Linked DNA regions of Homo sapiens: regions 2, 3 and 4 are each linked to region 1. A link is a contact called in ENCODE Hi-C data. All regions are on one chromosome and are shown on one strand. Each heading gives the region's core, a stretch centred on a gene start or an enhancer-like site at or near the end of the contact. The rest is flanking DNA. Distances are from core to core; before and after follow the strand shown. Region 1 holds the start of LINC01259 (long intergenic non-protein coding RNA 1259). Region 2 overlaps TBC1D1 (TBC1 domain family member 1). Region 3 holds the start of PGM2 (phosphoglucomutase 2). Region 4 holds the start of TMEM156 (transmembrane protein 156).

Evidence for each region. A loop is a pair of places that touch in the nucleus more often than their neighbours do. Pooled maps may share reads with other maps.
Region 2: a map with no recorded cell type shows a loop between it and region 1 (2.6-fold over the local background). The contact joins the enhancer-like site here to the promoter of LINC01259 in region 1. A Hi-C loop is called at or near these places in 5 of 37 single-sample maps with no recorded cell type and 3 of 50 pooled maps.
Region 3: a loop to region 1 is called in a pooled map, with 2.5 times the contacts of the local background. The contact joins the promoter of PGM2 here to the promoter of LINC01259 in region 1. A Hi-C loop is called at or near these places in 4 of 50 pooled maps.
Region 4: a pooled map shows a loop between it and region 1 (3-fold over the local background). The contact joins the promoter of TMEM156 here to the promoter of LINC01259 in region 1. A Hi-C loop is called at or near these places in 1 of 168 maps with a recorded cell type or tissue (CD4-positive, alpha-beta memory T cell), 1 of 37 single-sample maps with no recorded cell type and 4 of 50 pooled maps.

What each region holds. Positions count from the first base shown.
Region 1 is chr4:38,508,041-38,511,055 of GRCh38, reverse strand. It overlaps LINC01259 (long intergenic non-protein coding RNA 1259), which reads right to left and starts at 1,289. Exons shown (of 3, transcript NR_149076.1): 1 at 1,109-1,289. All of the region lies in intron 1 of LINC01258 (long intergenic non-protein coding RNA 1258), which reads left to right.
Region 2 is chr4:37,969,337-37,972,661 of GRCh38, reverse strand. All of the region lies in intron 2 of TBC1D1 (TBC1 domain family member 1), which reads right to left. Among named protein-coding and RNA genes, the nearest start is that of PTTG2, 11 kb to the right of the region's middle. Within about 2 kb of position 1,746, at least 8 of the 41 ENCODE cell types and tissues checked have a DNase peak (open chromatin) inside an H3K27ac peak, as active enhancers do.
Region 3 is chr4:37,825,380-37,828,808 of GRCh38, reverse strand. PGM2 (phosphoglucomutase 2) reads right to left here and starts at 2,123. Exons shown (of 14, transcript NM_018290.4): 1 at 1,996-2,123. The coding sequence starts at 2,076. RefSeq lists enhancers at 1,451-1,950, 1,951-2,452 and a silencer at 1,941-2,240.
Region 4 is chr4:39,031,116-39,034,348 of GRCh38, reverse strand. It overlaps TMEM156 (transmembrane protein 156), which reads left to right and starts at 1,940. Exons shown (of 7, transcript NM_024943.3): 1 at 1,940-2,123. The coding sequence starts at 2,036.

The sequences.
Region 1 (3,015 bases), core at 40-2,539:
CTTCTGACAGCATTTGGTGTATTTTCTTTGCCCTTGCATTTTCATTTGTCTGTCATGAGCTCCAAATGAGCTGCATACTTCATAGATTGATCTATTTAATTTTTAGGATTCTGTCAATGTTAAAAAATGGAGAAAGTGGATTTCCTTCCACAAAGTGGATCCCTGTGATTTGTGTAATCCATGTGTAGCTCCACTGTGGCAGCCTTGAAGCCCACAGGGCTCAGCCTCCCATTTTCTCCTCCAGCCAAAGGAACCTTCTAGACTTTCCTGAGGCTTGTAAGAGGCAGATGGCACAGGGTGGCTCCATCATGTACCAGACAGTGAGCAACTTAACCAATAACCCTTTAAGATTTCCGTTCCCTTTGAGTCTCCTTACCTTGGTCTTCCTTTCAACCTTTTCCTCCACAGTCAAGGAGAATCTAGGAGCCTTCCCGGTTGCTGGTGAAGCCTAAATTTTTCTTCTTGCTATTTTGCTATAAACACTCCCCTAGGCCTGATTTTCAAAATTGTATTTACCCAGCTTATGACTCTCTACAAGTTCCTCAAGTCTGACACAGAGGGTCTTTGACCCCTCTGTTGATGTGTGGTCAGGAGCTTGCCACATGGATCCCAGCATCTCCCCACACCACCATATGCCTGTGTGAGGGCTGGCTGGCGTTCGACCACAGAGAGGCTTTGTGACTTTGAGGCCTGGTATAATTCCTAAGACCAAAACATTGCAAACATTCCACTGATTTGTTGCTTCTTCACCCCTGGGCCTGGCCCACTCTGTAGCATTTCTGCTGCTTAGTCTACTCACAACACAAGGCTGCCTAAGTAGTCCTCACCTTGGTAGTACTCACCCCTTCCCTAAGTGTCTACAGCTTCGGGCAGTGCTGGCTGCACTGTAAGCCCCACAGAAGGACTCCAGGCTCCAGGTCAACCTGCAGCAGCAGATGAGGCTGGAGCCAGGGAGTGAAATTCACTCAGGCCTCTCTGCAGTGGTCCTGTTTCCCCTTCCAGGAAATAATCCAGTTTCTCAAGAGCTTAAGTGTCTCCATCAAAACTAGCTCAAACACCATCTTCCTGTGGTTTTATGAGGGAGTTTCTTGGAGAAACTGCTCCTAACCTTATATCCTTGAGCACTTCTCATCCAGTTCCAGATGACCTTCAGAAGGTGGTCCCACAAAAGCCAGGGCCATCTCACAGCTCGCCTCTGCCAGGGTGGTAGATTTGAGGACCTCCATGGTGGTGCCAGGTTGGCCTCCTCCCTCTCTGGCAGTCATGATGAAGGCATTCACCTGTCTTGTGTCTGAGCTGAAAGTGGCTCCTCTGCCTTAAACATCCTGGGTGGGACTCAGAACCATAGCCCGATATGGTTGACTTCTCACAGGAAGCCTCTAGTTTCACCCCACAACAACCACAAAATAGGAGTCTACCTTTTCATATCTCCAAAACAAAGTCCACCTCGTAGAGTGCATCGAGTAATGTAGACATTTAACGAGGAGAAGGAGAAAAGGGCTTACATCGCACTCTCTATTCAACACTTTGGTTTTCCACACTTCCTACCAGTTAAATTTCTTCTTCAGCCATCACCTGCTTGGTCTTCCTTCCTCCAGCGTTCCTTCTCCTCTCTGAACCCTTTCTTAGAATGTGTGTGGTCTGCAGATGTTTAATGTAGTTAGTATTTCACGCATGTTAATAAGGTCAAATTGGTTGGTAGTGCTGTTCAAATCTTCTATAGCCTTTCTGATTTTTCATTGTCTACCAGTTTTATCTAGAAGTGTTAAATCTCCAACTATGACTGTGATTAATCAATTTCTGCCTTTACGGATGATTGGGACTCATCAATGTTTTCTCCATGTATTTTGATGCTTTGTGATTAGGTTGCATACATGTTCAAGATGTTAGACCTTCTTGGTTAATGAATTATTTGATTATTATGAAATGTCTCTCTTCATCTCTGGTATTACTCTTTGCCTTGGAGTCTACCTTGATATGAATATAGCAAGCCAGCTTTCTTATAACTATCTTTTGCATGTGCTCTTTTACTTTATATGTCACAAGTCTGAGTCTTTATACTTAAAATATTTATCTTGTAAACAGTATACAGGTGGGCTCTGCTGTGTTATCCAGATTGACTATTTCTGCCTTTTACTTGAATTGTTTAATCTATTTACATTTAACCTAATTATTGATAGTTTGGGTTTCAGTCTGTCATCCTAATATTTGTCTCCTTTGTTCTTTGTTGTCTTTATTTCCTGCCTTCTTTTGAGTGAACCAACTATTTTTTAACTGATCGTTTCCTTTCCTTTATTATATTTTTGTTTTACTCATATCTTTGTGCTATTTTTTGGTGGTTGCTCTAGGATTTAGACATCCATCTTTAAGTTGTTATGGTCTACATTCAAATATTCTGTTACTTCTCAAACAATGCACGGATTTTACCATCATGTACTTCCATTTAGCACCTCTCCTATGAGGGGCACCACCTTCTGTCATGCTGATCGTGTGTGTGTGTGTGTGTGTGTGTGTGTGTGTGTGTGTTTTGGGGTGAGGTCAATCTCATGTGTAGTTGTTCTAGGTCTGGGTTCGTTTGTAACTTCAGTTAGATATAAGTCACCACTGGCCTCCGATATCATTAAGACAATATGAGGACTTCCCCTTCAGCAGATCTCTAAGTGCCAATGAGACTCCAGGGATCCCTTTATGCTCTGTAGTTAACTGGTCAGCTTTCTAAACTGCAAGTGATCTCTTTCTGCTTTATAACCTGACTGCCAGCTTTTGGGGCTGCTGGGGAATTCTCTTTGCTGGTCAGTCTTACCCCTGGATGTTCATGCCTTCAAACACCTCTCTCTCTCAGACCTTTCATCTTGTCCCAGCCCCTGAGGGTTGCTGTGGTGCACTTGGGAGAGTATAGCAGTGCCCTGAAAAGATTTCTTTGGTCCCGTCTCAGCCTGCTGCAGACAGGATGGTGAAGGCTTAAAGATTGGTGAAGGCTCAGAGGGCTTTGGAGAGTTCTATCTCAGTTCACCT
Region 2 (3,325 bases), core at 497-2,996, 540 kb after region 1:
AGTGCTGGGATTACAGGCATGAGCCACTGCGCCTGGCCTATTCAAATACACTATTTTCTGTAAAATACTACTCTCCCACCCATCTGAAAAATATATCCTTCCCACAAGGAACTGCATATGCTACCCTGAAAGGATTGTACGTATACTGGGCATCAGTAATCTTTTTTTTTTTTTTTTTTTGAAACGGCGTTTCCCTTTTGTTGCCCAGGCTGGAGTGCAATGGCACGATCTCAGCTAACCACAACCTCCGCCTCCTGGGTTCAAGTGATTCTCATGCCTCAGCCTCCTGAGTAGTTGAGATTATAGGCATGCACTGTCACACCTGGCTAATTTTGTATTTTTAGTAGAGACAGGGCTTCTCCATGTTGGTCAGGCTACTCTCAAACTCCCTACCTCAGGTGATCCACCCGCCTCAGCCTCCCAAAGTGCGAGATGACAGGCATGAACCACCGCACCCAGCCAGGCATCAGTAATTTTTAACATCTCCAAGGTGTTTCTCTCATGCAGTCAGAATTGAGAACCTCTGCAGACAGAATAGTCATTGCTCAAAGACACTGATAGTTTCCAGCCCTGATTGTCTATCAGAGTCACCTGTAATGGGAAGGTGGCCAAGTGAGAGAGAGAGTAGAGGGTCTCAGATGATTGGGCTGTTTTGGAGCAAAGGTCAAATTCTCAGAGACCTCAAAGAGCAAGCAGGTCATATAAATGTGTGAAGAGGGCAAGGTGTGAGAGGATAAAGAATGAAGTAACTACAGCATCTTAGAGAATGCATTCTCAATTATTAAAACACTCCACCTAGCCAAGTCAAATGTGTCAGCCCACTGAATTCAGCCACAGAGGTCATTATTGGTGTTGACCCATAATGTTGACTCTGGGTTTACTTAAAGCTTAGAAATATATTCTAGCAAGTGATTCTGATTATCAGCCAGGATCAAGAACCACTCTTACAGTTTTAGATCCTTTACTTTAAAATATATATATATAGTTGCTCTGTGGAAAGCAATAGGCTATCCAAATAGGACTGCAGAGATCTAAACACGATAGTATCTGATATGGTTTGGCTGTGTCCCCACCCAAATCTCATCTTGAATTGTAGCTCCCATAATTCCCATGAGTTGTGGGAGGGACACAGTGGGAGATAACTGAATCATGGGGGTGATTTCCCTCATCCTGTTCTCATGGTAGTGAATGAGTCTCATGAGATCTGATGGTTTTATAAGGCAAAACCCTTTTTGTTCGGCTCTCAATTCTTCTCCTGTCTGTTGCCGTGTAAGATGTGACTTGCTCCTTCTTGCCTTCTACCATGATTTTGAGGCCTCCCCAGCCACGTGGAATTGTGAGTCAATAAACCGCTTTCCTTTATAATTACCCAGTCTTAGGTATGTCTTTATTAACAGCATAAGAATAGACTAATACAGTATCCCTACAGAAATCTCAAATTGTTGTCTAAGTAACTTTAAAAGGATGCTTTAATGTCTCACCATCTCAGCACTCCTGAGACATTAACGGAGGACTTGAAAGGCAGGGGGGCCGGTCTGGGAACTGGAAGAGTTGCTTCCCTACTAAGCCTGACCATATCCCCACCAAAACAAACCCTGACACTCCTGCCCCAGCTCTTCTGCCAATTTCTTCTTTTGAGGAGGAACAAGAAGCAAGGGCGGCAAAACCTCCTGTAAGTTTAGGAGGTGATGCCAGGCAGGCTGCCCTCTAGTGGGGGGGGCCAGTGAGGCAGGGACACATGCAAAAGAATGACCTCACTCTGCCAGCTTGCTCCTCCCCACCCTAAGACCTGGTTAAAAATAGAGCCATTGTAATACAAACTCTACAAGGAAGTTCAACTGGGTTTCAAGTGAATCAGAACCACTTGGCAATGGATCAGGAATTCAGTTCACAAATATGAATATTCATTAGCACCTATTTTGGAAAGCCACAGAAGTCCTTGCAGGAAATAGCAAAATGGAGTCAGACCAGAATCCTGCCCTCAAGGGGCATAGAGGGTAGCAGGGAAGCTCAGGCAGGGAAAAGAGTGACAAAAGCCTGAAGTTATTTTCCCTCAAAGTCCAGGTGAAGCTTCGATGAGTTCCCAGAGGAAGGAAAATAACTTCAGGCTGCAAAGGAAAACCCAGCTTCCTGGCTGGTTTCAGGCCATTTACAGAAGGTGGAGAGGGAATGGGCTTTCCAGGAAGAAGGATCCGCATGGAGAAAGGCTTAGAAGATTAACGTTCTCTGGAAATCAGGCCTTGCATAGGAGGAGATAGGACAGAAATCAGAGCTTCATAGTGGAGAGGGAATGTTAGTGTAAGTTTGATGATATGCAATCATCTCTTACAAACAGAAAAATTTGTTTCCAAAGAAACCCATATTTGCCAAGGATAATACCAAATCCTGAAAATCTAATACTAAAAATCCCTCTGCATAAATTGAAAACATATATGCCCATGTAAAAATGTGTCCATGAATGTGCACAGCAGCACAACTCCCAAGAGTGGAAACAACCCAGCTGCCCTTCAACTGATGAATGGATCAACAAGATATGGTATATCCACACAATGGAATATTATTTGGCTATAAAAAGTAATGAAGTACTGATACATGCCACAGCACTGATGGACCTTGAAAGCACTATGCCAATTGAAATAAGCCAGTTACAAAAGACTGCATACTGTATGATTCTATTTATATGAAATATCCAGAACAGGCAAATCCATAGAGACAGAAAATAGACTAGTAGTTACCGGGGGCTGGAGAGAGGAGAAAATAGGGAGAGACTGCTAATGGGTGCAGGGTTTCTTTTTGCAGTGATGACAATGTTTTGGAATTAGATGGTGATGATGGTTACATTAATATACTAAATACCAAAATTTGTGGATTTACTAAATACCAAAATGTTACAGAATGTAAATTACATCTTAATTTTGGTAAATCCCGCTGTGTGATGATGATTGAATGACTTTAGGTAAGTTAAGTCACTGGGCCTTTGTAATAATGGATCCCACACTTAAAAGGGATAGTTTTGGCTGGGTGTGGTGACTCATGCCTGTAATCCCAGCACTTTTTGGGAGGCTGAGGCAGTGGATCACCCGAGGTCAAGAGTTCAAGGCCAGCCTGGCCAACGTGGTGAAACCCCATCTCCACCAAAAATACAAAAATTAGCCAGGCATGGTGGTAGTGGATGCCTGTAATCTCAGCTACTCCAGAGGCTGAGGCAGGAAAATCACTTGAACCCAGGAGGTGGAGGTTGCCATGAGCCGAGATTGTGCCATTGCACTCCAGACTGGGCGACAAGAGCGGAACTCTGTCTCAAACAAACAAACAAAAACACAGA
Region 3 (3,429 bases), core at 874-3,373, 680 kb after region 1:
CTCATAAAAGAGCCTCAATAAATATTAGTGGAGTGAATCAGAAAACATGGACTTCACTGCCACACTCAATATCGAGTGATCCTCCCTTGTTCATAGTGTAGGTCTGGAAAATCTTAATTGGTCTTTGATATCTATGAAAGACTAAGTAGCCTGAGAGAAACAAAGGAGACAGACAGGTAAGAATGACAAGTCAAGAGTACAGCAGGATCAGAATCAGCCCTGGCAGTGAGCAAAACTGACAGCAGAGAAAAGAGCAGGGATGAAGGCACGGTGGAAAGACAGAGGGCACCTGCCAGGGCGCCTTGCCAGTCGCCGGGGGTAGTCTGACTAGAGGGCTGCAATGCTTTTAGCTGGTGGGAGGTTCACTGGAGAATGAATGGGCTTCTTCTCAGGTGCCAGTCTCAAAGCAAAGAAGAAATTAACAGAGGATAGAACATGAGAAGTGATTAAAAAAAAAAAAGGACATCTCATCTCTACCCAGAGAAATACAATTTTTCTATACACAGATGCAACACTGTGTAGAAATTAGATTGTTTTCTTCTTCTTCTTAGAGAAAGTGCATTATGAACTCTGACTTCAAAAGAATTCTGTACTCTGCAAGCTACAAGTTATCAGAAATGGAAACATTTTTCTTCCCTTGTGAATCACAAGGTTATCTTCCCAGGAAAAGAAAAACGCCCCCAAGGAGTTGCCAATAGCATCCTGGAAATGGGATTTGCTGACATTTTATTTGTAGGGGCCAGAGAATGGTAAATAAAGACAAAGACCTGACCCCTACTGACCTTGTAATCTTCTTTGTTCATTCAAGTATTTCAGTGACCTACTATGTGTCATGCACTATGCCTATGCCAGGCACTACAAACCAAGGTAGTGAGAATAGAGAGGCCTGGCCACATAATTTATGGAGGTCCAGTGCACAATGAAAGTGGGTGACCTCTTGTTTTACCAGTAAGACTTTCAAGACAGGACAGCAGGACATTAAAACAACAGTGGGCCCTTCAAGGAGCGCGAGTCCTGTGAGACTGCAGGGGTCTCTCGCCCCTGAAGTCGGCCCTGGAGACAGACATTAAACAAACCTACAAACAAGTGTTTTTGGAGTTTTTTGTTTTTACCATTTGTAGTAAGAGCTATAAAGGAAAATAACAGACTGTTTAGAGTGAATATTAGGGATAAATAATTTAACGCTTCGGAGCCAAGGAAGGACTGACTCTCTACGTAAGCCACATTTAAGTTCAGGCACAAAATATGAGTCACAACGGGAGAAACAAGTTCAGCAGGAGAGCAGCGAGGGACATTCCGAGAAAACCTAACAGCAAGCAGAACAGGTCGAAAGGGCGAGACGCAAGTTTATAGAGAGGAGAGGGAGTGATGTCCAGAGCTGGGTTCCTGATTCTAAGAAACGGAATGAAGAGAGAGAAAACCGTGCTGTGTCCCAGGTGTGCCTCCCTGGCAGTCAAAGTTCTAAGGGGGACTCCTGAAGCCAGGCGGGCCCACCCGGGAGGACAACCCACGTTTGTAACCAAGCCCTCGGGATGGGAGGACCGGACCAGAACGCTGCTCTGCAAAGGTCTCAGCGGCCAAAGGAATACGCGGGACGGAGCGATTCTGGGTCCATGGGGATGCACAGCCGACTACCGACGACGAGCCAGCGGTCTGAGTGACAGTAAGGCGTGCGCCCCTCAACTAGACAGCGTCCAGGGTCTGGCCGCGCTTACACCACCCTGGCTCGCTCCTCTACTCCGAACTTGCAGTCCGGCCGGCCGGATGGCTGGTTTCGTCCGGGGACAAGCCTTCCCGGCCTAACTCTGAACGTGCCGCATGCCGGCCAGGTCGAAGGAAGCCTAGCAGCGGCCGTACGCTCCTGGGTCTTCCCGGGGGAGAAGCGGGATGCACTGGGCGGGAAGGCAGCTCAGGCAGAGCAAGCAGCGCCGCGCCTGGAGAGGGCAGAGCACCCGGCCCCGCTCCAGGCGCTCCCCGCCTGCTGGTGCCCCTCACCTTGTCCCAGCGCAGCCACTGGGCGGTCTCCTGGTCCAGCCGGGCGTCCTCGCCTAGACCGCTGCCTTCTGGAGCCGCCATCGCTGAGCTTGTGCTACCGCTGCAGAGGGAAGCAGGCGGTGAGATCTGCCTTCCGGCCCGGCCCCAAGACGTGGAGGCGGAGGCGGGGGCGGGGAGAGCCGCGGCGGAGCCAGTCGGTCCGGGGGAAAGTGACGCGCGCCGCGGCGGGCACGCCTCCTTGCCGTTTGCGGGTGCGCTGCAGGGGGTGGGAGTGAGCGAGGAGGAATTGCGGGGCTAGGGTGGGTTGCTGGAACCTGGCACGTGTGAGAAGGGTTTGCCATCGTCTCTGATGCATCCAGGCTACAGCCAGCCGTGAGTTCCTGCTGCGCGCCAGGCACATGTCAGATGCTGGGATACCAGGAAGTGCACCCAGATAGGGGCCTGAAGACTATGTAGAAACTCAGAGGGTCAAGAACAGCCAGAAAAAAATCTTGAAAAAGAAAAGCAAAGTAGGAAGACCAGTGGAACATAAGATAGAGACCAGAAACAAAAATACACGTGTATGGACAATTTATTTCAGAGGCGGGGCTGCAGAGCACAGGAAGGAACTATTTTTGGTTAATGGTGCTCGGTCAAAGGGATATCCACGTAGGGAAAAGAAAAAAGGGAACTTGGCCCCCTACCTCCCATCACACACAGCTCTGAACTCCAGATCAATTGTATCTCTAAGTGCGAAAGGTAGTGTAGCAGGAGGAGCCGCAGACAAAACTCCTCAGACACCGGATTAAAGAAGGAAGAGGTTTTTATTCGGCCGGGAGCGTCGGCAGACTCGCGTCTTAAGAGCCGAGCTCCCTGAAAAAGAAATTCCTAGCCATTTTAAGGGCTTACAACGCTAAGGGGTCTGTCTACGTGAAAGGGTCATGATAGATCAAGTAAGCGTGAGGAACGTGACTGGGGGCTACATACATCAGCTAACAGAACAAGAAGTTTTACAGTGCTTTCTCATACGATGTCTGGAATTTACGGATAACGCCAGTAGTTTTGGTCAGGGGTTAATATTATTATTATTATTTTAACCACCAGGGCCAGGTGGTGGCGCCAAGGTCGTCTAGCTATTTATCTTACTTCTGTTTTTTTCCAACTTTTTGCTTTCTCTCTTTTCTCCTGTCTTATAAACTAGGGAAAAGGGGAGGTGGGGGAGAAGCTGGGAAGGACAGCAGAAATGGTGGTCTCTTTCCATAGTAGCGTGAAACTTAGGGAAACTAACATAGGAGCACATCTTCCTGACGCTGGTATCACCAAGCCATAAAGAAGATGCATACCCATAAGCATAAAAAAGCACGGGCAAGAATATTTCTAGCAGCATTATTTGTAAAAGCCTCAAACTGGAAACAACCCAGATGACCATCGACAATACAATGGATAAATACTTGG
Region 4 (3,233 bases), core at 691-3,190, 520 kb before region 1:
TTTTGCTTTCCTAGGGTAGAGCACCTCCTTGATATAAAAGATCCTCTCAATTTTAAACATTTGTATCTAACACAGAATGCATAATTATTTAATTAAGACGTTTGGTCTTGATTAGAAATAGAAACACATTAAAGTATTTTTGAGAACCTGGATCTCAGATATGAAATATAAGACTTAGGAAAGTTAAACACTAGCGTAGTAGCAACAACCTCTTGTGTTTGAGATTCGTTAATCTCTTATTCCTTCATTGAAATAGGAAGGAGAAGCTTGCAGTGGGTAAGTAATTGCAGATTTGTAGCCATTTCTAGCAGTTCCTAGAATCCCCTTTATAATCTAATATTTGTGTTTTTAAAAAATAATCTAATATTTGTAAAAGTGCTTTGGAAATTGTAAAACAAAACTATGGAGATGTGGGCCATTAGTATTATCATCAACCCTAACAGGATGTTAGAGAGTCAGATGTTGCCACTTCAAGGGAGATGACCGAGTTTTGGTGCATTTCAGGAAGCCAAAATCAGGCTGCAAGTAAACTTTGTATTTAAGAATAAATGAGACCGGGCTTGGTGGCTCACGCCTGTAACTGCAGCACTTTGGGAGGCTGAGGTGGGCAGATCACGAGGTCAATAGATCGAGACCATCCTGGCTAACATGGTGAAACCCCGTCTCTACTAAAAATACAAAACATTAGCTGGGCGTGGTGGTGCATGCCTGTAGTCTCAGCTACTCAGGAGGCTGAGGCAGGAGGATCACTTGGATCTGGGAGGCAGAGGTTGCAGTGAGCCAAGATTGCACCACTGCACTCCAGCCTGGAGACAGATTGAGACTCCGTTTCAAAAAACAAAAAACAAAAACAAAAGAATAAATGATTAAATTGATAAACTATACATTATTTCGTGTAATATTAGAAATACAATGAAGAACTGTGTTTCTCTGCATAAAACTTTTAGGTACGTGTTTTATACTCTGTTACAAAATAGTTGGGTGGAAAAACTCCCACCATATACAAAATGAAAAGGCAAATGACAACCTGGGAAAAATGTTTGCAAAACATATGCAAAGATTTCATATTCCCAATAGAGAAAAAAGTCTTATAGATCAACAGGAAGGATATAAATGCTGCAATAAAAGACATGAACATGCAATTAACAAAAGAAATTCAAATTGCCAGCAAATATTAAAAATCTTTAGAATTACTGTCAACCAAACAAATGCAAATTAAACAATACTTTTTTTTCCTTTTAAATTGGCAATGGTTAAAATGTTTCTATCTTCTAGATGTACTATTTTCTGAACACCAGAATTCAGCACAGCACCTGGCACCAAACAGGATCGACAATCATTTAATAAGTAAATGAATGAGTCATGTGCATGCAACCTAGACATGACTGACATTCACCCTTTTATTTCTTTCTCTCTTGAGAAGGGATCTCACTCTGTCACCCAGGCTGGAGTGCAGTGGCCTGTCATGGCTCACTGCAGTCTCAAATTTCTGGGTTCAAGTGATCCTCAGCTTCCTGAGTAGCTGGGACTACAGGAGTGCACCACCACACCTAGCTATATTAAAATTATTTTTGTAGAGAGGAGGGCTTGCTCTATTGACCAGTCTGGACTCAAACTCCTGAACTCAAGTGATCCTTCTGCCTTGGCCTCCCAAAGTGCTGGGATTACAGATGTGAGCCACTTCGCCCAGCCCACCGTTTTATTTTTGTGAGTATACTGTGGGTTTATATTTATAAATTGGGTGGGGAGAAGATCCCCTTGCTTCTTGAGATCATTTATTTACCTTTCTTGCTTAGAAAGACAAATAAATGGTCTGAAAGTGCTTATTTGGGGGGTAGTTTTTTTTTTTAATGGGAAGTGACTCAAAAGTGAAGTCTCAGTTCAAGACCTTTTTTTTTTTTTAAGTCTTACTCAAAAGGAAGTGAGTATGAGGTGAACTGCATTAACCTAAAGTGCTGCAGAGATAAACTTAAAGCAGGAAGCAACATACCATGAATGTACTGCAAGGGAACACATTTGTGTCATGTGAAGAGACATGACAAAAACAGCCCTCCTTAAATTATTTGTGGCAATAGTGATCACATTCATTTTAATTTTGCCGGAATATTTCAAGACACCGAAAGGTGAGTATATAATTGTAATCTAGCTTTCCTTTCTTAATTTAAAAAAATTAGTGTCAGCTAGTGGTTACAGAAAAGATCCTCTTTTTGGACACATGCTGCATAGGCTGAAGTTCTAGATCTGAAAAACTAATAAAACAAGATTGCAATTTTAGTTGACTGTTATATAGTACAGTAACCTAATTCATAGTACTTAATTATCATAGCATACCTAAAAATGAAAATATTTAAAATCTGTAGTCTAGATTTCAGACATTGAGATTACAATAATTGCATCATGATTTTGCTCTTTGAAACACTTTCTTCAAAGCAGTTTTTTTTTATTTTTTTATTTTTTATTTTTTTTTTTTGAGATGGAGTCTCTGTCGCTCAGGCTGGAGTGCAATGGCCTAATCTTGGCTCACTGCAACCTCTGCCTGCCGGATTCAAGCAATTCTCCTGCCTCAGCCTCCGAGTAGCTGGGATTACAGGCGCCCACCACCATGCCTGGCTAATTTTTGTATTTTTAGTAGAGACACGGTTTCACCATGTTGGCCAAACTGGTCTTGAACTCCTGACCTTGTGATCCACCCACCTCGGCCTCCCAAAATGCTGAGATTACAGGCTTGTGCCACTGTGCCTGGCCCAAAGCAGCTTTAAGTATGCTTTTTACATTTTGGAATTCTTTAATGAAGAAAGTGATATTTATTGTGTTAAAAATGCTAGAATTCCCTTTACTACAACTATTTCACACAGATAACTTACCGTCACCTTTTGACAAGAAAAAGCGTTTATATATTTTGAAAATACAATCAAAATAAGGTGAGTGGAAATTTAAACAGATGTATGTGTATGTATTTGTAACTGGAGAAAAATGGAACAAAATTAACTTTGTGAACGTTTCAGAAAATTGTGATATAATTGCTGAAACCTAGATTAGGAAAATAAATAGGTATAAATTTAAACTATTTTGATGTTAGCAAAGGACTTGAAAATTTATTAATGTGAGGTTCAAATGGTAATTGTGCTCCCTAGCATTTAATAAGAAGAAAAGGTGAAAAGAAAAGGCTGTATTCTATCATTAAATAGTCTTTATATGAATTTGATTAAAATCAGAGAAAAACTCATATTTGA